Regions from separate parts of the Mus musculus genome. Here regions 1, 2, 4 and 5 are each linked to region 3. A link is a loop called in an ENCODE intact Hi-C map of the cell type or tissue named here. Cell type or tissue: heart. All regions are shown on one strand. Region 1 overlaps Rhobtb3 (Rho-related BTB domain containing 3). Region 2 has its middle 140 kb from the start of Pcsk1. Region 3 holds the start of Ell2 (elongation factor for RNA polymerase II 2). Region 4 holds the start of Glrx (glutaredoxin). Region 5 holds the start of Rhobtb3 (Rho-related BTB domain containing 3).

Region 1 (5,000 bases), 170 kb before region 3:
AGCTAATATTGGAGAGCTATTATGGCCTTTAGCATAATTGGCTGATGCTGGGAGTCAAACCATAATTTCTGCTTCCCTCAGCATTGGTGATCATGAGGCTGGGTGTGGACTTGTTGGCAATTAACTTGGAAATGCTGGATTTGTTGTGGTTAGCCTAGACTTTGGAGCTAGGCTCGGGTTTTGTTGCAGGGGGTGGGGGGAAGTATAACTTGGAAGTGAATGCTAGGTACTGGCCTGTTAGTTTACCTGAGTTCAAGTTCTCTAAAATGGAGTCTGGACTTAAAAGATTTGGTTTCTCACCATTTCTGACACAATGATGGTGGATGTTCCGTGATGATCTGTGGAACTGAAGGCTGTTATGTGGATTCATGGTAGACATTACAACAACAGGAACCTCATGAGTTCCATGTCATCCCATCTGGTGCTGTCTTTGTGAAGTGAAACCATATCTGGAAAACTCAGCAGTTTCCCTAGAGAGTCAGTGTCCAGCTCAGGGGCTTCTCATTTCACAGAAAAGGCTCTGCTTGTGTTGCAGCAGTGGGAAGATGGCATGGCCATGCTCATCAGCTCTGCAATGTCCCCAAGGTCAAGACTGTGCTCCTTGGCTTGGCTCGGGACAGCCTCTTGGCCATTCCTTCTGTGAGGTGGGCTATTTCCTTTGCTTTGCAGTTTTCCTTTCCTGGTGTAGGAAATCCTTTCCAAGACAGTTCTGTGTGAGGTTGACCACAAGGTAATGGTTGAGATGTTTTCCTGGGTGGAACATGGTCAGAGGTAGCAGTATTTCAAGTCAATCATGATGGATAGATGCTGTTCTAAAAACACAAGGCAAAATCTGTCATTCCAATTCTTTGGTCTTAAGGAAATCTAAACTAACAACTGTTTGTCTGGTTTGCAGATTGTTGGGCTCTAAGACAAGTTTAAAACTCTGTTTCTATGCTGTTTAAGAAGCCTCTGGAGCAATGCCAGTTATATCCCCTGTGAGGCTTCTACGCAGCAGCCTGGCCTGTCATGGACAGTGGCCCTCCAGTTTGAACACGCTTGGAACTCTACAGTATTACAGTTCTTGATTTGTTTACCTCTCTCGCCTTTCAGGAGCAACTGTGCCAGCCCACAGGGCCATCTTGGTGGCACGATGTGAAGTGATGGCTGCCATGTTTAATGGTAATTATATGGAAGCCAAGAGTGTACTGATTCCAGTTTATGGCGTTTCCAAAGAGACATTCTTGTCATTTTTAGAATACTTATACACAGACTCTTGTTGCCCAGGTATGAATTTTGCATGGTATAAGACAATCTCATCATACTTTCTTCTTACTCGTTTTGATAGATTGCTCTCGGTGAAATCTGTTTTGTTTAAGGTCAATCAGAGTTGATACCGTGGCATTTGCTGAGCAGTTTGGAGTTGAGATAGGGAGAACATTGCATTCTCAGTTAGTTCAAATGGATCTTCCATTTGAAGTTCATGCACTCCAGTGTCCTAGCTGGCACTAGCAGCAAGGTTACTGATTGCTCTAGATACCTGGGAACAGTTATTTGGGGTACCTAGTGGTTGCTCTAATTTTAGAGTTTAGAGAGCACAAATAAGAAGGGCTAGACAACAGATTTCATAATCCTCACATCTGGTTGAGATATTTTTCAGGACTTTTAGTACTGTGAGACTCCTGTAATATTTCTGGCTCTGAGAGTGTAGAATATTTAAAGGCTGCTCTACTTCCAAAGTCAGACTCCCCTAAAATTGGCATATCTGTAAACATTCCTTGAGATGTTTAGAATCCCAGTAGATTATAGGATTTATTTCTAAATTCACTAACCAAATTCTCTCACTAACCACTAGCAATGTTAATAATAGTTAATAATGTGTAGCAGCTACACACTAGAACTGATCTTGGGAGATTACAATCCTTTGAACAAGGTGCAGAAGCCCCTAGGAATGTTTTATCCTATTTGTCCACCAGATGGCTCCCTCCTCAAACACAGCTCAAATGAGAAAATTCCTTCTCTAGTCAATGGTCTCAGGCTTCCTTCCCAGTTCTGTGTTTTGGAGTTGTTAATGCTGATATTAATAAGGGTTGACTTGCTATTTTTGCTTGGCAAAAATGAAAACATTGGTTATTAGTAGAAAATTGTTATCATTTTCTCAATAGGAATTTGGATACTTAATAAAAAATGTGATCACTAATCAGAAAAAATGCTCAGGAAAGTAATAGCAACTATGGGCACAATACTTTAAGAATTAAAAGGTTATTTGGGGAAGATTAGCCAAAATGAAAACTCAGAGTTCAGTTAAATACTAGTGTTTATGTGTGTGCATATGTGAGCATTTTTTTAATCAAGAAAAGTGGAGACTGTTGGTCTGTTTATATTAAGTACTGCCGAAATAATAACAATGTTGTTGGTGTCATAGCTACAATGGAATGTAATAGATGTAACAAATAGAAGTACACACCAGTAATGTGTGTTTTCTTTTTGTTTCTCAGAGCAGTAGTCTAACCGTACATCTTCTCTCATTTGCTCTCTCATCAGCTGGCATTTTTCAGGCCATGTGTCTCCTGATCTGTGCTGAGATGTACCAGGTCTCTAGACTGCAGCACATCTGTGAGCTGTTCATCATCACACAGCTGCAGAGCATGCCCAGCAGGGAGCTGGCCTCCATGAACCTCGACATTGTAGACCTGCTCAAAAAGGCCAAGGTGGTTGGCTTGGGTCAGGGTGGGGCTCTTTTGATTTAAAATACACAGATACTCCTTTTATTTTTCTGTGTTTTAACAGCAATATCGAGACTAGTATTCATTCAAAAGTTTGGCTGAATGAGGCTACAGTTTCTTTGCACTGGTTTTTACAGTTAAGTAATTTTGAAGCATTAGGTTAGAAGTTACATATGCGTATTTTTTTTTCCCCAATCGTGGTACTAATCCAGGTTCCTTGAGTGTGGCTGTGTTAAGAACAGTGGCAGTACAGGAAATAGAATTTTCTTCCTACATTACTGAAAGGAAAATGGTAGGATTAGTCTGTATATGCCAACTGACATAGTTCCCAAAACTCCTTTCTCCCTCATTCATTAATCATTCATTCATTTCATGAGCATATTTTCGAATTCAGTGGTATGGTGAACATTTGTTGAGTTCACCTGACAAGCCTTGCTGATTAGGAATCTAGGAAAATGAAAAGTGTAAAGTTGGGTATCACCTCACTGGCTTCTGGCTCCTCGAATGCCCAGGCCCTCACTGTTAAGAATGGTGCTCCTACTAATTCTGGGAGACACATGCAGATTGCACAAGTCACTGTGAACAGCTGTGGTTATAAAGTGTAGTAGGAGGCTGGCCCGTGGCCTACACGAACCAGGTATTTCTGGAAGGCAGGCTGGGGCTGAAAGAGAGACTAGGTGGCGAGAAAAGAATGAAGCCAAGACAAATTTTTCTCTGATCAAGGTCATCGAGTTTATTAAGAGACTGTGCTTAAAAGGGGGATTTCCCCCCCCCCCCCCCCGCCAGTCCATGTCGCCATGCTGTTGCTTATTCAGGAATGTCTCAGGAAGATAGGTTCAGCCTCTAGGCAGGTAGCAGAAGAGCAGGGCAGTTGTCACTTCAAAGGAAGCCAGCCAAGTCGGAAAGCTGCACTGCAGGTGGCCCCACCTCAGTGGCGACAAGGTCTGCATCAGCCTGCTTCAGGCTGGGGGACGCTCCAATAAAGAGCTGAGCATATGGAAGCTGAAGAGGTGCACAGCAGAGCAGTGCCTCTGAGCACACAGCTGAGCAGATCGGAAATGGAATGCATTTTCTTTTTCCTTTCTTGCAGTTTCACCACTCAGACTGCCTTTCCACCTGGCTGCTTCATTTCATCGCCACTAACTACCTCATATTCAGCCAAAAGCCTGAATTTCAAGACCTTTCAGGTACATTGCTGATTTCTGCTTTGAAAAGAAAATGTTATAGCTTTCCTTTGTGATTTGCAACATAATTAACAGAAACAAATGCTTTAACTTGAGAACATAAATATAATGCTACCCACTTCCTTTTAATTCCTCTATATAACTAAGGACACTTCAGCTTTAGTCACCTGGGTTTCATAAGCAGCGTGGCCTAGGTTACACAATACATTTTCTAATGATTATTTTATAGTGTTCATTCATGTTTAATTTGTTTTCTGGTAGGAGTGTTAAAGTGGTGACAAGTGTCCTCAGGTGCCACTTGGCTGTGGTAAATGAGACCTTATTCAGTCAGGAGCAAACTTTAAACGATATATGGTTGAGCTTTTTCCTTTTCATAGAAATATAAGTATTGTTATTTTATAAGATGTCATCTTTAATACTTAGATAATCTATATATATATCTATGTAGGAGCTTTGAAATAATAGTTTTCTTATTAACCAAGTATTATGGAAGGTTATATGGAATTACTGGAGATAATTGTAGAGTGATTTCTGAGGTAACTGGTAACGATTAAAATGAGGCAGCCAGGCGTGGCGGTGCATGCTCAGGATCTCGGCATTTGTAAGTGGAGGCAGGGGCTGGTGAGATGGCTCAGTGGGTAAGAGCACCCGACTGCTCTTCCGAAGGTCAGGAGTTCAAATCCCAGCAACCACATGGTGGCTCTCAACCATCCGTAACGAGATCTGACTCCCTCTTCTGGAGTGTCTGAGGACAGCTACACAGCTACAGTGTACTTACAATAAATAAATAAATCTTTAAAAAAAAAAAAAAAAAAAAAAGAAAGTGGAGGCAGTAGAATTCTGAGTTCTAGGCCAGTCTCAGCTTCAGAACAAGCAAAGGGTGAGATTTCCTGGAACTGCATAATAGGAAGGAAAACAAGGTGGGGTGTTTGTCAGAGTAGGTGACTCATGAAAAGGACAGGAAAGAGTGCCAGTCAAGGACAAAGAACTCTGTATGGGGATGGCTGAGGGTTTGGAGAGTGCTACAGAGGGATTAGGGGTAAACAGGATAAGTGGAGGGAAAGAGAATGGAGCAGCAGACTCCAGAGTTCTGGGCTCCCCTCCATGTCTG
Region 2 (5,000 bases), 480 kb after region 3:
GGAGTAGGTCCAGCTGATCCTCAACTATGAGGAATAGATAGATTCTGTCCAACAGTAACTTTGCTTTCTTGAGTCTAAAGACTGAGTTTTTAAATATAATTTCCTGACTTTTAACTTCTCAAATCTGTAACCTATTCAACACAATCTTTACTGTTGTCAAACTTACTTTGTCAAGAAATTTGTGCTATACTGGGGGTGAAGTCATGTCCACATGGAAGTACAAGAAATGTCATAATGGATCTATTTTTTTAATTCAGATTATACATCTCTCATGCAATGTCCGGTGTCAGTTATTTTTGAAAGCCTCAGGTTCCAGGGGCTGATGAGCAGTTTTGAAGGGCAGCTAGCCTGGAACCTGCAGACTCTCTTCTTAGCCTGCTCAGCTGTTCAGGATGGGCAAGGACAGAGGCTCTTTTCTCAAGCCCACTTAATTCTGCTGACCCCAACTTGGAAGGTGGACTCCTTTTTATGACTAAGGAGCTAATGTCTGTGTGACAGCTCATGGCATCCATCTTTAGAGAACTGCCTTAGAAGAGCCTGATGCTCAGCTACTGGGTTAGGATAGGGTAAGGAAAGGTTAGGGTGAAGGTAAGGGTGAGGGTCAGGTTGAGGGTGACGGTCAGCCTCATGGTCGCTGTCACTGTTTTCTCTTTCTCCATAAAAACTCCATAAAAATAAAAGTGCATCCTGTCACTCATTTCCTTTAACTTCAATACCAGTGCTGTATTATCAGGTCATTTAGAAACATACACCATTGTAGGTACGAGAAGAACTGTTTGTAGAATCCTGACTAAATAGTGTTCTATACAAAATTCTGGAAAAGAACTACCATGCTGCTGCCCCATAATCACACACGTCCACCTAGGAGCACCAGTCTCTTTTACTTTTAGATGTAGTTTCAGAAACTCTTGTTTAAAAAAAAGGTCTGATCCTTCTGTATGAGGAAGCTAGGATAATTACCCTGCTACAGAGGCAATTGAGCACCAGTTCCTTTGATTTCTTTTCTCCTTCACATCTTTCATCGTCTGCCTTTAGTTTTAGAAGATTTCATGTCTCCATTATTTTGTGCTAAGCTAACCTCAGCTTTTCCTGCCAAGACCAGGCTCTACAGTTCAACCTCCCTCTTGAAACATCAGCATCCCTCTGCTAGGGATTACTTTTAGTGGATTCACTTGAATTCAGTAACAAGAAATCTACTTCTGACCTACTCCCCTTATTCTCTGGACCCTATGTCTTCTTTTTTATTTTTCATATAAGCTTCATAAAGGACTAACCTATATGGAGCAAGACTATATTCACTGTTGGCAGCCTCTGCAATCTGCTTCTCTTGTTAGGTACCTGCACACTAGCTGTTGTGGACTTTGTGTTGCAGCTCATTTCTGGGGCATTTGCCTCTGTTGGTTGAGTTTCACTGCTCCACAGAGAATTCTGCTCTTGGTTTGTCTTGTTTGTTTCTGTCTTTTTTCACTGTGGCCTCCTCTGCTTCCCACCACTTGTGCTGGGTGGTCCAGCTGTCTGTTTCTTTCCTCCCAGTACTGGCAATCTTCTTGGATGAGCTTATCCACACTCAACATTTTAATTACTAACTTTGTGCCAATGACACTGTCTTTAGTACCTTACCGTCCCTCCCCTGATCTTCAGGCTCAACAATTCCATCACCTCCTAGGTACTTTTTCTCTGGATATTCTCCAGATGTTTGGCTCCATTTCTCAAAACGCACCTTCCTCCATTTTCTTCAATTTCTATTTGTCACTTTTTTTTCCCCTGTTATAAAATGTTAGAATTTCTCCCTCCTCCACTTCAGAAAACTGATTATTAAATCCTAGGACATGTCCATCTTTTCTGTCTCTCAGACTGATTCCATTCTTATTCTCCATACACTGTTAGAGCTGAGCATTCTCTGGCCTTGACCACCTCAACAACTGCCTCGCTGGACAGGGTTTCTGTAATTGCTCTGCTCTGTGCCCCTGCTCAAGAGCTTCTGGACCAAAACCACCTGTCTAAATCCACTCAGAATCCTACAGGGGAAACCCACTCCTTGTCTAGCATGCTCTAGCCCACTCTGAAAACACCAGCACCACTCAGCATGCCTCACTGACTGCAGTAATAATGCTCGCGGTAGTTTTCTACCACCACTCTGTTCTTTTCTTTCCTTGCTTCCTCTTTTCTCCAGTACACATGCTTTGCTATGAAGACTTAAGTTGGTCTTATGAATTTCAAGTAACTATTATAGTCTTCATGCTTGGGTCTGTAAAAAAGACAGGCTTCAGTTGAATAGTCACTTTAGTTGTTTTAATCCTCAATGCAGTCAGAAGGAGGACTGGGAATACAGTATTCCTGTGCCCCCCTGTGATTAAAAACTTGCCAAGGTGTGTAGATTTTCATACCAATGCGGCTCCAAACCCAGAAGCACTCGCCTGTTCTGAAGCACACACTGCCCTCCAGTGGAACTCCTTGGAAGGACACACCTGATCTGCCATGACGAGTGTTTCCAGTTATTTTTCCCCATCAAGCATGCTTTGAACAATGTCAAATTTTAATTCAAAATGATTTTATTTGACTAAAGAATATTTTTCAAGTCAAATCTAGTAGTGAAGGCTTTTAATTCCAGCTATCTGGGATGTAAAGGTGTGAGGACCTCAAGTTCAAGGCCAGCCTGAGAAAAACAGTGAGACCCTGTCAATGACTAAGTAAACATAAGAATCAGGCCATAGCTCAGCGATATGCCCCAATTCTTGCCTGGCATTTGGAAAGCTGGAAAATTTAAACCTGATGCTTAACAAACCCTACAACTAAAACTAGGCTGAAGCAAAAATAAAACTTACTTTGGAGCGTTTAAGAATTTGTTCTGTGAAGAGAGCAAACACAGTCACCCTGACAAGCTACTTCATCCAGTGCAACCCTTACTTAACACCAGTATATCCTTTTTTTGGTTTTCAACCACGGAAAGGATGATGGTAAAGGCAACTATAATCTCTATATATCTATATATAATACTGGTTAATATTATGTAAAGCTGTATTTTATGTAATTTATGGTTTTGCTACAGAGTGACTTTAGAGAATTCTCTAATATGATAGAGCAAGAGTAAATTATTAGAAAACTATTAAATAATATTAAATTATATTCATAGACACACTGGTAGAAGATGCCACAAAGCCACACAGCAACTGGGCATCAAGGTGTCTGAATTTCTGTAGATGCTAGCTGGCTGCTCTGAAATGCATGTAGCCACATCTGCACTTGGGGCTCATAATGTGTGCTTGTGCAGAGTGTCACATTAACATCTTGCTTGGCATATGCCCTTTTAGATGAAAGACACTGCTAAGATTAAAGCTGACCTGCTGTATTGGGCAAAGGGCAGCCTGGATGCAGGGACACTCTTCTTCTGTCCACTGTCTGTGACTTTAGAAGTCCTCAGGGCAGGATCAGAGAATGGAGAACTAAGAACATACTTCAGATGTCTTAGAAACCAATAAAACTGTTGCTTGACCTCTTCTTTCTTAAGTTGCCAAAGCCATGGGGAAAGCTCTTTTCCTTCCTCCCTCTGTCCCTCTCTTATTCTCTCTTCTTCCAGCATTACCACCACCACCACCACTTCTTCCTATACCTCCTCCTTCTCCTTCTCCTTCTCCTTCTCCATCTTGTTATTCTTTTGTCTTAGCTTCATCTACTCAGAATCACTTGTTAGAAGAACTTGAGGTAACTTTTTTTAAAAGGGAAAAGGATGGACAGATTTTACTTAGAGTGTCTTGTTCATCCCTATTTTTTCAAGCCTGAAATTTACAAAATAGAAGTTGTTCAACTGCTGCTGCTTACATAAATCTCAGGAAAAGCCAAGTATCAGACAGAAAGGTTAAAAGAGAAAAAAGAAAAAGAAATGAAAATAAAATCTACTTTTGGTCTGCTTTCGTGTTTTAAACACATATTTCAGGCCTCAGGTTCCAACACGCCAGGTCACGACTGTACTCCGTTTTGCATGGTTCCTTGTTTTATAACCTAACATTATGTTTCATCCCTTCCTGTTTTGCTTGTGCTCTGCTTCATTTATTATCCCTTCTTTCTTCATTTGAAATCCTTGTTTACTATGTTAGAGTTCCGTGGGGCGTGGAACTTACAGTATCAGTAACTCCCAAAGCCCAGAGAATATATAAACATAATAAAATGCCTGGACTTTGACTCTGGAAGAGAAACATGTGATCAACTACAACTTCCCTAAAGATAACTGCTCTGAAGTTTAGTTCACAGAAATTTAATGTTCCATAATATAAATGGCTCACCTGTTGCTTTTGATGAGTTCTAGCCCACTCTTCCTGGATGTGGACTCCTGGGAAGAGGGTCTTTGAGATAGCAGATGGCTCAGCCCAGAGGTGAGGTCATTGAAAGAACATGGTAACACTTTGTACTTGGAAGACTGCCTGACTATTTGTGCCTCAGAGCCTTGGATTCTGGTCCTTGCTTAGACCTTTGCACCTTGGCAAGCCCAATTTATCTTTCAGTCTTGAACTGAGTGCCACTGTCGTGGTAGCAATTCTGAGTGTCCGTCTATGGATTGGCCTATGGGTACAGTAACTATGCACAACAGCACCATAACTTGCTCTAGCTTGGAAATAAAAATGTTTATGAGGGAAAAGATGGCAACAAACATCTCTCTTAATACTGAATAAAGTAAGGAGAGGCCAGGTGCCTGGCTTCAGTGGTTCTTAGCAATGATCTTAACTACTGTCAGGTACCGATACCATCCATGCGCTTTAGCTATGCAACTTGATTTGAGCACTATATGAGAGAAGAGTGGAATCACAACTTTGATACCATACTGCCAAGAAAACGTGTATATAACCACAAGAAAATTATTTGAATATCTTCATGCATCTATAAGAGAAAATGTAAATGTAAAAACCAGTATCAATAATAAAATCTCTACTTGGCTTTTATGGAGGGTCCCAGGTAGCTTTTAGGGAATATTTTAAGTTGGGAGAGCCTTTTAAAAATTCAAGGCA
Region 3 (5,000 bases):
AGAATAAAAGGGTTCAGGGTTCAGGCAGATGCCCACTGCTAGCAACTGTTACTGGGTCAGCCCTGGTCTGGATGAACCAGGAAAGGTACCCAGGCATGCCCACAGGTTTATGCTACCTATTCCAGAGTACCCTGATTTAACTTCTTCCCATGTCCCTACAAGGTTGTGATTTTCATCCTAAGTTAGACTCGATTCCGAAGCCTCTTAACAAGTGTTTTTATTAAAATAAATAAATAAATAAATAAATAAAACCCCCCAGAAAACCCCAAAGTATAGCTTAAGTGACCCAACTAAGGACAGGAGCTGGTTAACTGAGAGCAACGCAATGTCTAAAGAAAAGGCTGAGTCAGCTCGTTCAACCCCACCCACCCGCAGCATGCCACATTTAGAAAAATGGAGACCCAGGGACTGATTCAATGTACTAATTTATATGCCAGCAGTGGAAAATGGGTGAAGACAGGAACAGGGACTAAGAACAGTTCAGAATAAAGCCACGGACTTCAGTAATTAAAACAAGCAACATTAAAACAGCATCTAAGCAGAGAGTTGACAGAGAAACAAGATTTGATATTCTGTCTCTGTTAAAATAATGACATATAAACAGAGGTGAGCTGGGCACTCTAACCTTAATTCCAAGTATGAAAACACCAGACAGAAATGAAGGCCATACAAAGATAAGAAAACAAACTCCCTTTCAGGGCCCCATTGGACACTGGGGTCGGGGGTGGTCTGTCACTTCAGTTATCCTGGGCAGCACCTTCTCTTTTCTTTAAGTGGACCTCTTCACCAATTCCCTGAACCAGTGTATGGTGAAATATCCCTGTTTAACTGTACAGTTTGCCTTTTGTTTCCTAAAGGGGGTGATCCCCATCCCCGCCCCGAACCCTCAGAGTTAACTTTCTACACCACTCTAACTCAGCCTCAGCCTTTCCATATCCCCAGGTCTGTTCTGTTGTCTTTTAATTGGGGGCTTGGCTCCTCTTCTTCCTCTCCTTATGTCCCCTTACCTCACTTCTTCCCACTGTCATTGCTTCCTATGCCCCTGGAACCCACAACCTTATCTCTCCATCTTGCAGGGCTGAGTTTCTCTGTCAGCCTTGGCCCCCCTGCCTTCCTGCCTGGCTTTCCCCAGATGGGCCTCCCACTTCATGCTGGTACTGGCCTCTTTCTTGCTTGTGAACCTGTCTGGAGAGTAGCTACTAGCACATTCAGTTTTGCTATTTGGATCTTTGTGTCTTTATTGGTGGCTCTACACTGCTCTCCAAGCCTTATTTGAGGTCTTCTCCCTGGGTGGAAGGTCTGTTTCTCCATATACTTGCACTCCTCCCTGTTGGCTTCCCCTTAATCTCCACAAAACGTGTCATTACTTTCCACCATATGCTTCTCTGTGCATAACACGTGCCCAATCAATTCTTTGGGAGCCTCTGAGAGCATATGATCTGGATCTTTCCTTTTCTGTCAGGTGAACTCATATACTCCCAAGATGTACACAACTGTTTATGTTCTCTCTGTGTGTGCATGTGTGTGGGAGCTTCTGGAAGCTCTGCTGGCCCAGGTTTCTGCTTCTCACGATGGCTCTGCCTAAGACTATTTTTCTCTGTATGCATTTAAAGTGCCTGGCACTAGTAGGAGCTCAACAGATGTTAGTTCTTTTTCCACTTTTATCTAAGTATGTGAGGTCCGAGTCCCTCTGTGCCTGTTTTATGAGACATATTGGAATATATTCTTTAGTAGGCACTGAACTTCTTGTTAGAAAATCCTGTGGGGTGTAGCTGTTTGTTTCTTTTCTCTGAACAAAATGCCCCTGGCTCTTCCATATGGTATAGTCTTTCCCTTCGACAACATGTCCACTTTCGTCTCCCTACTCCCCCACCCCCTTTTACATGCCCATAATCGGCTTCCTTATACCCCCATCTGGTTAAATTGTCATTACGGTGCCTTTCTGTGCGAAAGTTCCTGGGTTTGGACTCCAGCTACAGGGTATGTGCCTTGGAGCCTCTTCCTCTAGTGGAGTCAAGCGCTCAGAGTATGGGATGAGGCGGAGACCACAGGTTTCTCTCTCTGGGGCCCAGGAAAAGAGCAGAATCTCATCCAGTCAGCCGTCTGTCTCCCCACAACCTTCGGGCTCGCTCCTCGCCAACAGACAGCGAGCCAGCACAGGACGCGGAGCGCCTTTCGGCTACGCGGAGCTTCTGAGAATTCCTTTCCCCAGACCCGGCCGTCTTGTTTCAGGCTCTAGTTGATTTTGAGTCTTCTGGTGTCTCTCCCGGAGATGAGGTGTCGGTTTGCGGCCACTCGGTATGCGGTGTGTCTCCGGGAACCCAACCCACAGAGCTGGAGTCCCCGAGTCCCCGAGAGTGCAAGGTGTGTCCCCCTCCCCCTCCTCGCAGCGCCAGTGTCCCGGCCTTCCCGAGTACACCATGTACACTCTCGCCTGCAATAGGGGTGCCAGTGTCTCCGAGTCCCTGAGAGTACTAGTTATGTCTTCACCCCCACGGAGTGCCGCTGCCCCTCGCTCAGCGACTCAGCCATCCCTCCGCGTTTCCCAGAAAACTCTGACCGCTCGCGGCCTCCGACCCTCGCTTCTTTACTGGTAGCTCCGTGCGCCCCCTCCGAGGGTAAGGCGATCGCCACACTTCTCTCCCAAAGGACCCGGTTCCTCCTCCGGACCAAACAAGCCAGAAACCCCGCGGGCGGCTGTCGGAAAGTCCCGCAGCGGCCGCGCAGCCCCGGCCAGGCCGACCCCGCCACAAGGGGCCGCCCGCCCGCGCCCTCGATCCAGAGGCCCCGGACCGCGGCGTCGGCGCCCGCGGCTGGCCTCGTTCCCTTCGGCGGGTGCGGAGGCAGCAGCGGGAGCCAGCGCCCCACCGGCGCGGCGCCAGGCGCCCGGCAGAAAGATCAGTGGCCGCCGCCTCCCCGAGCGCTGCCCGGCCGGCCGCTCACCTTGTGGCTCTGGTAAGTCTCCAGCGCCCGGATCGCCGTCTCGGTGAGCTTCACATGCAGCACGGTGATGTTGTCCTGCCCCAGCCGCCCGCACGCCAGCCCGTACCGCTGCTCCTCCCGCAGTCCCGCAGCCCCCCCCGCCGCCATCTTAAACTCCCCGGGGTGCCACCGCGGACGCCGCTCGGGCTCCAGCCTCCACTGCGGCCGCGGCTGCTCGGGCTCCTGCAGCCGCCGCCACAGCTACGGCCATCCCGCTGCTGACGTACTGTCATATACTGCGCGCAGCTAGACCTCGGGCTTCCACAGCTGCGGGCCGCCCCACCCTCGAGCCCGCACCCCGCCCTGGACTCTGTTCATTGGTCTGAATCCCCACAGAGCCTCCCTCATTGGCTGCTCTTCACCTCAAGGGGGCGGGGCCCAAAGTCGCAGGAGTTTTGCTCTCAGGACGGGACGTCCGACAGAGGAGAGGTTGACGTCGGGGTGACGCGTCGAGTTAATCTTATCTGACGTCATGTCTCGTCTTGGCTCTCCTGCGGCGATTGGCTGGACCGATTTGGGGCAGAACCCTGCTAATTGGGTGTCAAGGTTACCAAGTGAGCCTAAGTCGGAGCCCCGCCCCTTGAGAGGTAATAGTGGACCGAACACATAGGTCAACCTGTTCTTGCGGTACGAAGTGAAGATCCCCATTCGGTAGGGGTGAAGGCAGGACAGATGACCAAGTACGGATTTTGTTTCCTGACAGCTGCACAAGCTTTGGGTCTTGATATGCTCTGTGGTGCAGACACCGTAGGCTGTCTCAAGAGAGCTTTTCCTTAAAAGGAAGTTCAGTACTGGGGTGGCACAAAGGTTTATTTATTTGTTTGTTTGTTTGTTTGTTTGTTTATTTTTAATTCCAGACTTGAAATTACCAAGTCAGCTGTAGTCTTCAGTAGTTGTGTGAGACTGTGTGGAAAACTTAAGCACAAAATTATACCAGTGCATTAAATGTGTTTTGAGTGGTGGTCATGATACAATAAATAGAGTTGGACCTTAGAGTCTTTCAAAATCAACTCATACATGTATGTGACTTCAAAGGAATAGAATATGCACTGGAGCTCATCATATGATCAGGGTTATGCCTTTTTATGGGTCATGGGGAAACCATACTGTTCGGGGTTTCTTCTTTCAAAGGCCCTTGAAGAGTATAACTGACCTTGAGGTAGGTAAAAAGAAACAATGATACCACCCATTCTCTGAGTCTTCTTTGAGATCTGTGTCTTTCATTGGTTTTATTTAGGCTAGGAGGTCTTACTGAGTTTAAATGGAGGAGGTAGAGGCCAAAGTGTAAGGAGGCTTGGCTTAGTTTCCACTTCAGTTTACACTGTGTGTGGGCATGGCTAAAGGAGGGTGCCTACAGCAATCCTCTTTAAGCTGTGTGCGGATAGACTAGATAGGTTTCCCCTGAGAAGGTCAATTAATTGGCTGATCAGAAACACAAGACAAAAAGCAAACAATTGCCAAGTTGAGGCTGGGAGATTGACTGTGGAAGGTAGGTTCTAGGCCCGCCTGGGCTTCAAACCAAGCCCTGTCTCAGAAAACAAGAGCAAAAACTAAACAAACAAACAAACAAGTGAAAGATTTAAAAGCAGGGATAGGCACTCTGTACAAATATCCCTTTTTGGCCGGGCGTGGTGGCACATGCCTTTAATCCCAGCACTCGGGAGGCAGAGGCAGGCAGATTTCTGAGTTCAAGGCCAGCCTAGTCTACAAAGTGAGTTCCAGGACAGCCAGAGCTATACAGAGAAACCCTGTCTCGAAAAACCAAAAAAAAAAAAAAAAAAGAAGATATCCCTTTTTGTTTTAAAAATCGAGACATTCATTATTGTAAAGCCCTACCATCGTCTTTCTGGATTTTTTTTTTTTTTATAGATATTTACATGGTATTTTTCTAGCTTTTAAATACAATTTGGGCTATAATTGCCTTTAATTCTATATTCACCCCACACCTTAGTAAATCCCCCCTTTTCCAGACCCTCAAGCATTCTATGAATGCTTGCTATGAAAGTCTCAGAAGGAAT
Region 4 (5,000 bases), 130 kb before region 3:
GGACTGTTTCTGTAATCAGGTCCTGCTGAGTTCCTGCTGTATACCAGAGGTCATGGGTCACACAGAACAACTGAAACAGCCAACTACTCTCAAATTCTCATTCTTAAAATGCAAACACAACCTTATTCAGCACCAGAAGCAGTGAGTTGGAAACATTTGTGCTTCCCTCAAAAGAGATGCATTTAGATTTGGACTCAAGAACCTGCTGGGGATAGGGAGTATGTATACAGGATCAGGGATATGGCTCAGGATACAGCAGGAGTACAGATCTTCAACGACCATGTAAACAGTCATGCATGGCACAGGAGCTCACTGGCTACCGTCTAACCAAAATGGCAAGAGTACAGGTTCACTGAGAGACCCCTCCTCAAAACAGCTAAGGTGGAGAGTGACTGAGAAACATCCTGAGGTCAGCCTCCAGTACATGTACACACACAGACACATACACACACACCTTTTATACTTTTAAAGTTGAAAGGCCACTGCAAAAATAGTGTTGCTTTACAAATCAATGCAAACATTTGTTAAATGAAGAAATTTTGGTTTTTGTTTGTTGGTTTGTTGCCTTTGTTTTGTTTTTCTTTTCTCCAGACCCCGTGCTGCTCAGCTAAGAATAGCATTTTCTTTAATTCTGTTGTAACTGGGACCATCTACAGGTCTTACACCACTCTGCTGTTATGAGGCAACTAATGTGGAATTTGACCTGAGCATGGGATTGTCTGAAGTTCTCCCAGGCAATCCCACTCTACAGGAGAGGAGGATGTCTGGTGGGAGCTGGAGCAGGACCTGGAGGGTCTATACGCCTCTCTTCCCTGTCCACTCTGCTGTGTCCCTGCTCCAAGACCTCGTCCTATAGCTGTAAAATACACACTTATGGTTGGCACTACCATGCAGATTTTTGAATGAAATAATTCCCAATGCTTTACACCAAGATCCCAGAGAAAACCATTCAAGTCGCACTAAAGCTCAAGTAAAAAATGTGTTTCTTCCAACACTGCCCTGCAATGTGCTCCTGAAAAGAAGTGAGCTTGCGGGACTGCTCTCCCAGGAAAGGGGATACTCTAAAAAGACCACCCATGCCTCTCCCTTTAGCTATCAGACTGTGTAAAAACAAAGAACCTCAAACACACCCCCACCCCCACCTTCACCCCAAACCAGAGCTGGGAAAGGCTGAAATCCTGGTGCTAGTCAGTGGAGAAACCCACCTCACAGGAAGAGAATTTCACACAGTTCTGACCCCTGGAGAGCAACTGGACCTGAGACTAAGGTGAGTCAGGGGTAGTGGGGGAGGGGTGGGGCTGGGGTTTTCACCTGGACCTGGCCTGCAAACCCCGGGCTTTCCATTTAAGAAGATGACAGGAGATTCTAGTTAAGAAGGGAGATGGCTCGGCTAGTAACTCATCAGTAAGTGCTTATGCATGAGAGTGAGGACCTTAGTTTGATCCCCCAGAATCCACAGAAAAAAGTTGGGTGCAAATCACAAGCTGGGGAGATCTAGATAGGAAGATCCCAGGGGCGTTCTGGCTGCTAGCTAGTCCAGTCCATCCCAGCCTGTGAACTCCAGATTCAGTGAAGGACGGTGTCTCACCAAAGTAAGGCTGAGAGTGATTAAATAAGTCATCCAACATTAACCACTGGGCTGTTGTGTAAACAAGGGTACACAGACACACACACCATACATTTTATGGACTTGGGCATCCATGGACATCTGTATTTTTTCAGCTTCCCAATGAAGCCTCACTGAGGAAGTTTCTTTCCTCTGCTTTTCACTGTCACGCGTCACTTTAGTTGGTATTGGAGGCAGGTGGCCAAGGTTCTTGGCTTGTTGGGGCTGCCTCGGCTTTGTCCCCAACACTCCAGTTAACTGTACAACAAGCTCACTTTCCAGCACTGGAGTCTGTTGAGCTGGGCATTCCAGCAGCAGCCCAGGCACAAAGAAAGCCTTTTCTGAGGAGGAAGGTGTTCTTAGAGAGCTGCATATGGATTTGTGGAACAGGACTTTGAAGCGCTCCCTCTAATCTTGCAGCCTGCGTCACTGAGGATGGATCTCCAAGGCAAGAATCCATCAGATCATACAGTAAGTTATCATGATAACCAGACCTGAAAATATCCTACAATTAAGGCAGCACAGGCAAAAATGGAGTCCAGGATTTACTTTTCTAGTGGGTGGGGCTAGGTAAGAATGGACAAACTAGGTGATAAAGAAAGAAAGCCTAGTGCAAAGAAAAGGAAGGGCCGCAGACCCCACTACATGCTAACAGGGGGAAGAGAGTGCCTATGGCCCCCATCCATAACATAAAAGCTAGAGATCACATCCAGCCTCGAAGCTGCCTCCTGCCTTGCCAGAAGAACACTGCCAGTTCAAAATAGTGCTTAAAACAAAGCCTTCAGATAAACACTTAACTGCCGCCAGCCCAGCTGTCAGGCCCACTATCCACACACCAACCAGCGTTCTGCCTTCTGGTCCTCCCAGGCAGTCCTGCTGCCCACTCATTTGAGCAGTGTCTTCCCTTGAGTCCCTCCCCCACACCCTGCAAAGTCCTCTGGCTGCTTTGAAGGACAGAGCCCAGGCAACGGCATCCTAGAAAAGGCACAGCTAGCTGTCTACAAAGCTCTGGAAAGGAAACAGCAACACCCCAGCGCTTCCTTAGCATTTAAACACACTCACTGTTCTCGCTCCGGTGAGCTGTTGTAAATAATCTTGAATCGCACTGGTGTTGTTAGTGGCTGTGATGTCCACAAACTCCAGAAGACCTTGTTTGAAAGGCAGTTGACTGAGGATTTCTTGGGTCTTTCTGCAGTAGGGGCAGGTGGGCTTGATGAACACGACCACCTTCCCAGACTGGATCTTGCAGTTCACAAACTCCTGAGCCATGCTGACAGGCTGCAGCTTCTCCAGGGAGGAACGTGCAGTTGAAAGTAATGGTCCGGTAATGCAGCGGCGCTTAGCCAGCAGCTCTCATTTAATAAGGAACCTCCTTGGAGGAGGAGTTACCAAGTAGGATGCTTCAGTTTTAAAGGGCCAGCCCCAAAGTCAGTTCATTTTGGTATGAGTCAGTACTTCCTAGGCCTACCATTGCACACTGGCTGTGTAAGCTATAACAGGCTGTCTTGTGTCCTCCCCAAGAACAGAACTAAGTCACCCTCTAGGGTAGCAGAGACAGCGCAGACCAGTTTCTGGGTAGGAGGCCCCAGGTCCTCTTAGAACAAATTCTCTCTCTCTCTTCTTTTGGAAACACGGTTGTTTTGAAAAATAAAAACACAACCATTCAGGAAAGCTTTGGCTCTTCATAGGATGTGGGGACTGCATAGTGATTGGGCCTTGTGGGTTGCACCGGCATGCTTTCTTTGCCCTGTAAGGTGGGTACTTGTGTGATTAGTGGACTTGGTTCTTGACATGTAAAAATGTGCTTGTCTGTACTTTCTCTCTGTCTTTAAAAAGTGGGGTGCCATGCTCTGAGTTCATGGTGAACAATGAGCCCTTTTCAGTGGGGTAGATTTGTGACTGAACTTTGCCACGGGGCCTACCTGTGAAGCTAAGCTTTTTAATAGGTCTCTCTTACTCCAAAAGCCTTAGGGCTGGTGACCTTTGAATAGCAGTTCAGTAAGAAACAAATTCTCCCATAACCCCTGACCTGAGATTCCAGACAGAATGTGGATCTTTTCCTGTCTGACTTGTTTTGACAGTGAGCTGAGGTGCTTTGGGAGGTGGTGCTGAGGTAGATAAGCAAGTCGAAGAGAAAACTCCTGTCAGACTGAAGCACCTTTCCAAGCAAGCAACCAGCTCCACAGTAGAACCAGAGTATCTTACAGGAGGTCAGACTACAGTCATGTCCTGGTGACGGCTCTGGTGCACATTGTGACCAAAGAGAAGTAAACTGACTTCTGGGGGCTGCTTTCTTTGTCACTCTCACTGTTACCCACATCAAATGGCAAAATAACAGTCAGATGGTAATAGTCAGGGCCACAGAAGAAGCGGAGAGAGAGTTCTGCCAACGGAGAAGCGGCCTGGCTGCATGGCTGAGGTGGCTGGCCCATGGCAGGGTTGTAGACCTCTCAGCCCATAGCTTCCCACAATTCTGAACAAGTTTAGGGCTAGAGTCTTAACTTTCTGGCAACCTTCTGATGCCAGCTGTTTCAAGGACCTCTTGAGGGTTCTTGCTGTTCACATGACCCTGGGGAATAAGCACCCAGCTCAGGCTGTTCCTTTAGAGTCTTTCTCTCCTTCTCATTTGTCTGGTCTTTCCCTTCCTCCTTTTCCTAACAATCTGACTCTCTCATCTATCTCAAAGATCATTTTGAGAACCACCATGATCTTCGGTCTCTTGCATTCTGCCCTGTCTCAATATTTGCCACTCCTGTTTTCCTTACCTCCTCTTTGTTGCAATCTGACCTCCTTATCTCTCTCTGCCTGTTGAAATGCCTCAGTTACTTAAGCATCCTAGAACCAGTGTGAATTTATCATGTGCAGAAATGTGGGGACCTCCCAAGAGACCTGTATAGAGTCACGTGGGGCTTGGAGTCTCACTTTATGCCTAACTCCAAACTCCAGACAGATGAAGATCCTTGTCTGAGTATACTGTTTCTATAATTTTACAACATCTGATTTGCAGTCTACTATATTTACCTGAAATCTTATAAATGATAGTACCTGGATACAGGAGAACTCTATTGTCTGTCCTGCAGTTCAGATTAGTTGAGACTAATATCTGAGCCCTTATCTAATATTTAATAATATGTGGACCTCCCCTCCAAGTCTCAGGAAAGCATTGTCTGCTGAGAAGCCCTGCCTTCAGCCTCTCAGACTTAGTGTTCAAACTGCCCAGCTTTCTGCTCAGCCTCTAAGCGCAATCATCTGTCTTATGGCTAGGGCAGAAAGTTAAAGGCATCTTTACTGTCCTCTGCAGTACATGGAATAGCCAAGCTCTCCTAGTTTTGCCTCCTAGATCTGAACACAGACTACTCCAACTGAATGCTGCACTGTTCTTGGGGGCCCAGCC
Region 5 (5,000 bases), 230 kb before region 3:
AAGTAAACTACATAGAGAACGCCCCCTGCCCTGCCCTGTCTATGGACAGGAAGCTAATTCTGTCTCAGCTGAGCAATACTGATTCCTAATAAACAGTTGTGGCCATCTCCCAGCTTCTTGTTTTCCTCAGTCTTCCCAGGACCTTTTAAACATCTAGTTCTCAAAACAGGTCCACTTAACAGAGAAAACAAGCCCAATTTCAAAGCAGAGCAAATAATCAAAAAGATAAACAAGAACTCTTAACTGTGTGTGAGATGCTTGTGAGAATTTTAATATTTATGAGGGAGCCCCAGAGTAGCCTTTGGCCTGTCCTAGTATTAGCAGTCCTCATGGTGTTTTATACTGGAGGTAGTCTGAGGCCCTTTTGGGGCCTCCACAAGCTTTACTTCTGTGTGTCATCACGAAAGAATCTAAAATATCCTTACATTAACATGATCCTTCTTTTTCAGTGAGCTATTATTAAATAATGTAACTGGAATGTGTACTGAAAAAAATCCAAGTAAACTGCTACAACTTTCTTTTTTTTTTTTTTCTTTTTTTTTTAAACCACACACATTAAAAATCCCAACACTTCAAATTCCACAATCTTGGTTAAAATATGCCAAATATAGCTTGCAATAGTAAATGACCTTTCCAAAGTGGCACCCGCAAATTAATTGGTGCGTGAACAAAGAACCTTTTCTGCAGCTGCATGAATGTTGCCTTTTTTTTTTTTCCTTCTTCACAAGTACGATTTTACAAAACAGCCAAAGCGCATGTTGTAAATTGACAAAACGATAACACACTTTCTGCGAAGGCTGGGGTGGGTACGGGACCGCGGGGTGGGCAGGGGGCTGCCTCCTGGCTGGGCTCTCTTCTGGTCCCCGGCGGGGGCCAGGCCGCCCCTCCCCCGCTCCCGGCTCAGGTTTCAGCCTTCCGAGTTGAGGAAACTTGCTGCAGGCGGATTGGCGGCGAGCTGCTCCCGGGCTCCGGCGTCGTCCCCGCGCCCACCGCTCCTTTGTGTCCCGCGGCCTCGGCCAGCAGCCAGCTCCCCCGCGCGCCGGACTCTCGGGGCGACACGTGCGGGCCTCCGGCCCCGCCGAGCGGAGGCGGAGCCCGGGCGGAGGCGCGGCGGCCAGGAGCGGCGACCAGGGACCGCAGCGCTGCCAGCGCCCGGCCGGCCGCTCACTCCCGGCCCGCTCCTCTGCGTCGGTAGCGCCGCGTCGTAGGAGCGGGAGGGCCGCGGCCGGGGATGAGCTGACTGCAGTGAGAGCGTCGCCCGGGCCCCCGCCAGGCCGCCCGCTGCCATCTCCGCGCCGCCCTGCCAGCCGCGATCATGTACGTACGCGTCGCCGTTCTGCCACGGTCTGGGTCCGGGACGTGCCACGCGCCCTGGCTGTACCCACCCGCTCACCGCGCCCCTCTCGGCCCCGCAGGTCCATCCACATCGTGGCGTTGGGGAACGAGGGCGACACGTTCCACCAGGACAACCGGCCGTCGGGGCTCATCCGCACATACCTGGGAAGAAGCCCGCTGGTGTCGGGGGACGAGAGTAGCTTGTTGCTGAACGCGGCCAGCACGGTCGCGCGCCCGGTGTTCACTGAGTACCAGGCCAGTGCGTTCGGGAACGTCAAGCTGGTGGTGCACGACTGTCCCGTCTGGGTAAGGGGCAGTGGCTGCGCGGTGCCCAGGAGGAAGGAGCTTGCCTTTTTGGATCCCTCCTCCCCTTGTTTCTTAATTTCCTGATTGCCTGGAGAGTTTTTTTAGTTTGTTTTTGTGTTTTTACATTTTTTGGCAAATCCCATCCTTTGTTACAATTTGGAGGTGGTGGGGGCAGCCCAGTCACGTCTGTAAGGTAAAATGGCCCCAGGGCAATATAGAGCCGTTACTGTGTTTCAAGACTTGTTCTTTAGTGGATGGACAGCTGACAGTTGAATGTGCCAACCCCAAACAGGGTCGCGAAGTTCCACTGGCCAAGAGTCATGTTTTCATGTCCACCTCGTGGAGGATAGGGAGATGTGTTCTATAAATACTGCCCTTTACAGCTCAACGTAGGCAAAAATACTCTAGACAGGGACAGGTCAAAAATAGTATGGGAACAAGGGAAAAAAGAATGGGATTTGAGAACTAATTTTAAATGGCTTATTTGTTGATTATTAACCTCTGAAAAGACTAGTTTTTAATAGTGCTAATGCTCATATATTAGCCTTTTGTTTTAGTGGTTAATAAATTGGAAATACCACTAAGAACTTAAATAAATCTTCATGTTTATGATAGTTGAATAAAATAAGTCTTAGCTTGTCTCTTGAGTAGCTTGACTCTGAAGTGTTTGATAAAAGGACAAAGAAGACAGCTCCCTGACTTACAAATATCTTCATAACACAGTAGCACTATGTATTTCAAGTGTCTTCATTTAATTTTAAATCTGTGATTTCTTGCTGATATTGTAGTTATATATTTTTCAGCTAAAGATTACTATATATACATAATATATAAATGTTTAAACTTTTGGGTCTTAAAAAAGGTACAAATTATGTGAGATTTTTACATTAAAAAGACAGTTTTTTTTTTAAGAAAACTACCAGAGCTAAGGAGAACTAGCATACTTTTGAATAGAAATGTGTAAAAAGTAAAGAGAAAATTTTCTTGAGCATATTTTCCTATTATGGAAAGAAAGCACTCTTTAACTGGAAACTCATATCAGTGTGCTGAAATAAATGAAAGGATGCTACCTAACCTTCAAGTATGACAGTGATGACAGTATCAAAAGATGCCACTAGGGAGGACTGGTAGGCACAGTTACTTTGAGCCCTTTTATTATGAAAGATTTTGTAGCCTAAAAGTATTACTTATTCAGTATACTGTTGAATAAATGTGCAATGAATCAATGGAGTAGACACAGAAAACATAAGAGAAGATGAATTAGGATGTTGGGATTTGCTTTTTGTTTTGTTTTGTTTTAATTTGAGAGTTAACCCTTTCCTGCCTGTGTCCATTTAGCCAAGAGCCAGCCATTTTATAAGAATAAAATAGATAACACAAAATCTTCAAAATGGGTGAAAAATAAGCTTTGTGGTCTTGACTCTTGTCACATCTTGACTGTCATGGTTTATAAAGGGAATTCCAATTGTGTGTGCTCACAGTCTGTGACGACACATTCGTCACTGGGTACAACTTCCCAGATTGGATGAGCCCTCAAGCGCAGTGAATTAAATAGGCAGTTATTCACTCTGAGCTTCTGGGTCTTCCTCTTGAATGCAAGTAAATTCTGCCAGAAATATGAAGGTTGGTGATGCCTGTCAGCTGGGACTGGCATATGTACTGAGTCGGAATATCAAACAGCGCTTTGGACAACAAAAGGAACAGCTTTCACACCCCATGCTCTCACTATATGTGGTTTTGGTAAATTGCTCACCCCCCTCTCAGGCTTATTTTCCCTATCTATCCTAGAGCTGTGCTGAAGGGTAAAGTCCCAAGTATGGTGGCTCTAGGTGCTCCAAAAGCGATAGCTGCCATAATAAAGTGCATATTACAGCTTTAGTGCAGTCATATAGTACTTACACTAAGCATGGGAGAGTTTCTCATGTCAGTCAAGATTTACACCAGTGCAGGACCTGCACACACTCATCAAACAGAATGAATCAAGTTCTTGTTTCCCTGTAGGAACTTAGATTTTGTGTTTTAAAAGATAAGCTTGACTCTCCAGTGTGGGCCCCCTCAAGTTTGTTGTGTAACATCCCAGGGAAATCCTGGAACTGATTTACAAGGGCTGGGACACATGGATTTCCTCATATTTCTAGAAACCAGTGGATCATTTTCTCTGTGATGTAGCCTAAAAGGAAGGCGTTGCTGCTGCCATGGGGTTGGAAGGATCTGGGAGAGCTTCCCTTTTTTCTAGTTACTTTCTGTAGCTGGCTGGCCCTACTCTGGCTGCTTGCCATCTATCTTGACACTTTTAAAAGAAATCTGTTTCAAATTCACTAGATAAAGTTCATGGCTTATATTCTCCTACCTCTCTCCTTTGTAGTCATATTATTATTTAATTTCATATTTCTAGATTTTTGTTTTCCTCTCTGTAAAAATTATGTTCTAATGCAATGAGGTTAGCTGGACCTCCTGGCTCCTGCCTATAATCCCAGCTCTTGGGAGGCAGAGGAAAGAGAGTTATCAGTTTGGGCCAGCCTGGGCTACATTAGACAGTCTCAAAGAATTGAGAAATGAATGAATGGATAAAAAAATGAATAAACCATGATGTTTATTACTATTTTCTTATACAGGGCTTGAAGCTCTAGATTGTGTTACAACTAAGTGTTTGCAGTTGTCTTAGCCTCAATACCACAGAGTAAATTGCTACTACTTAAGCCCCCTTTCCCCATGTTTTCTCTTAATGCCCCCCCCCCTACCCCCACATAATTCTCTGATAACTCTGGATTCCTAACTACTGGAATGTGAAAACCACTTTCTACCTTGTTTTCTAGGTGTTCAATGGCTGTTGGGTTTGAATCCCAGGTCTCTGATGTTTTCTTGTTATTACTGTTACCCTTCAGCTTCCTTACTGTGTTTCACTTGCATATTCTGAATGTGAATATTTACAGATATGCTTAGACCTGTGAGAGTTTGCATTTTGTTGACTTGGGAGTTAGGTGTTCTCATCTTTTTGAGCTATATCGGTGTGGCCACTTCTCCCCGTGCCCGTTGCCCCTTATACCCTAATACTATATCCTGAATTGTCCTCAGTCAGACCCTGATAGCTCTGTTTGCCTTCCTATTTCTGTTCTTTTGTGTTCTCTTAGTGTTGTTGATAATTTGTCCCTATTTAAAAATTCTGCAATGCAACTCTCGTTCTCAATAGACTTCCTAAGGAGGTTAGGTATGGAGATGGGACAAGAACCTCTCTCTGTAAACAGGCATTTCTGTCATAGGCTAAAAGCTCTGTCACGTAGATATTGCTTGATTGGAACATTCACAGATCGAGGTGTGAGCATTCCTAGTCCAGCACTTTACTCACCTCCTAAGCGTTC

The links. Peaks named below come from ENCODE experiments on the same cell type or tissue, not always from the same donor. Only the 100,000 strongest peaks of a DNase experiment are listed, where the experiment ranks them.
Region 1: a loop joins it to region 3, with 3 times the contacts of the local background. A loop is called at or near these places in 6 of 42 quality-filtered maps.
Region 2: it touches region 3 in a loop (3-fold over the local background); 9 of 42 quality-filtered maps call a loop at or near these places.
Region 4: a loop joins it to region 3, with 2.8 times the contacts of the local background. A loop is called at or near these places in 4 of 42 quality-filtered maps.
Region 5: a loop joins it to region 3, with 4 times the contacts of the local background. A loop is called at or near these places in 3 of 42 quality-filtered maps.

The regions. Positions count from the first base shown.
Region 1 is chr13:75,875,063-75,880,062 of GRCm38, reverse strand. Rhobtb3 (Rho-related BTB domain containing 3) reads left to right here. Exons shown (of 12, transcript NM_028493.2): 9 at 1,093-1,266; 10 at 2,524-2,690; 11 at 3,796-3,892. Among named protein-coding and RNA genes, the nearest start is that of Gm24163, 28 kb to the left of the region's middle. In heart, a CTCF peak has its summit at 1,940 (motif pointing right); no DNase peak of the experiment used is centred here.
Region 2 is chr13:75,225,235-75,230,234 of GRCm38, reverse strand. No RefSeq gene overlaps it. Among named protein-coding and RNA genes, the nearest start is that of Pcsk1, 140 kb to the right of the region's middle. In heart, a CTCF peak has its summit at 2,445 (motif pointing left); no DNase peak of the experiment used is centred here.
Region 3 is chr13:75,705,741-75,710,740 of GRCm38, reverse strand. Ell2 (elongation factor for RNA polymerase II 2) reads right to left here and starts at 3,257. Exons shown (of 12, transcript NM_138953.2): 1 at 2,944-3,257. The coding sequence starts at 3,090. It overlaps 1700037F03Rik (a long non-coding RNA gene), which reads left to right and starts at 3,584. Exons shown (of 3, transcript XR_873683.1): 1 at 3,584-3,662. In heart, CTCF peaks have their summits at 2,725 (motif pointing right) and 3,351 (motif pointing right); DNase peaks (open chromatin) are centred at 2,330, 2,510 and 3,330; H3K4me3 peaks cover 3,719 bases; H3K27ac peaks cover 3,180 bases.
Region 4 is chr13:75,837,844-75,842,843 of GRCm38, reverse strand. It overlaps Glrx (glutaredoxin), which reads right to left and starts at 2,958. Exons shown (of 3, transcript NM_053108.4): 1 at 2,669-2,958. The coding sequence starts at 2,875. It overlaps Gm41005 (a long non-coding RNA gene), which reads left to right and starts at 1,776. Exons shown (of 2, transcript XR_873685.2): 1 at 1,776-2,077. In heart, no CTCF peak of the experiment used is centred here; DNase peaks (open chromatin) are centred at 2,543 and 2,943; H3K4me3 peaks cover 2,402 bases; H3K27ac peaks cover 2,446 bases.
Region 5 is chr13:75,939,848-75,944,847 of GRCm38, reverse strand. Rhobtb3 (Rho-related BTB domain containing 3) reads left to right here and starts at 1,024. Exons shown (of 12, transcript NM_028493.2): 1 at 1,024-1,317; 2 at 1,416-1,641. The coding sequence starts at 1,316. In heart, a CTCF peak has its summit at 1,931; DNase peaks (open chromatin) are centred at 1,017, 1,317 and 3,827; H3K4me3 peaks cover 3,009 bases; H3K27ac peaks cover 2,109 bases.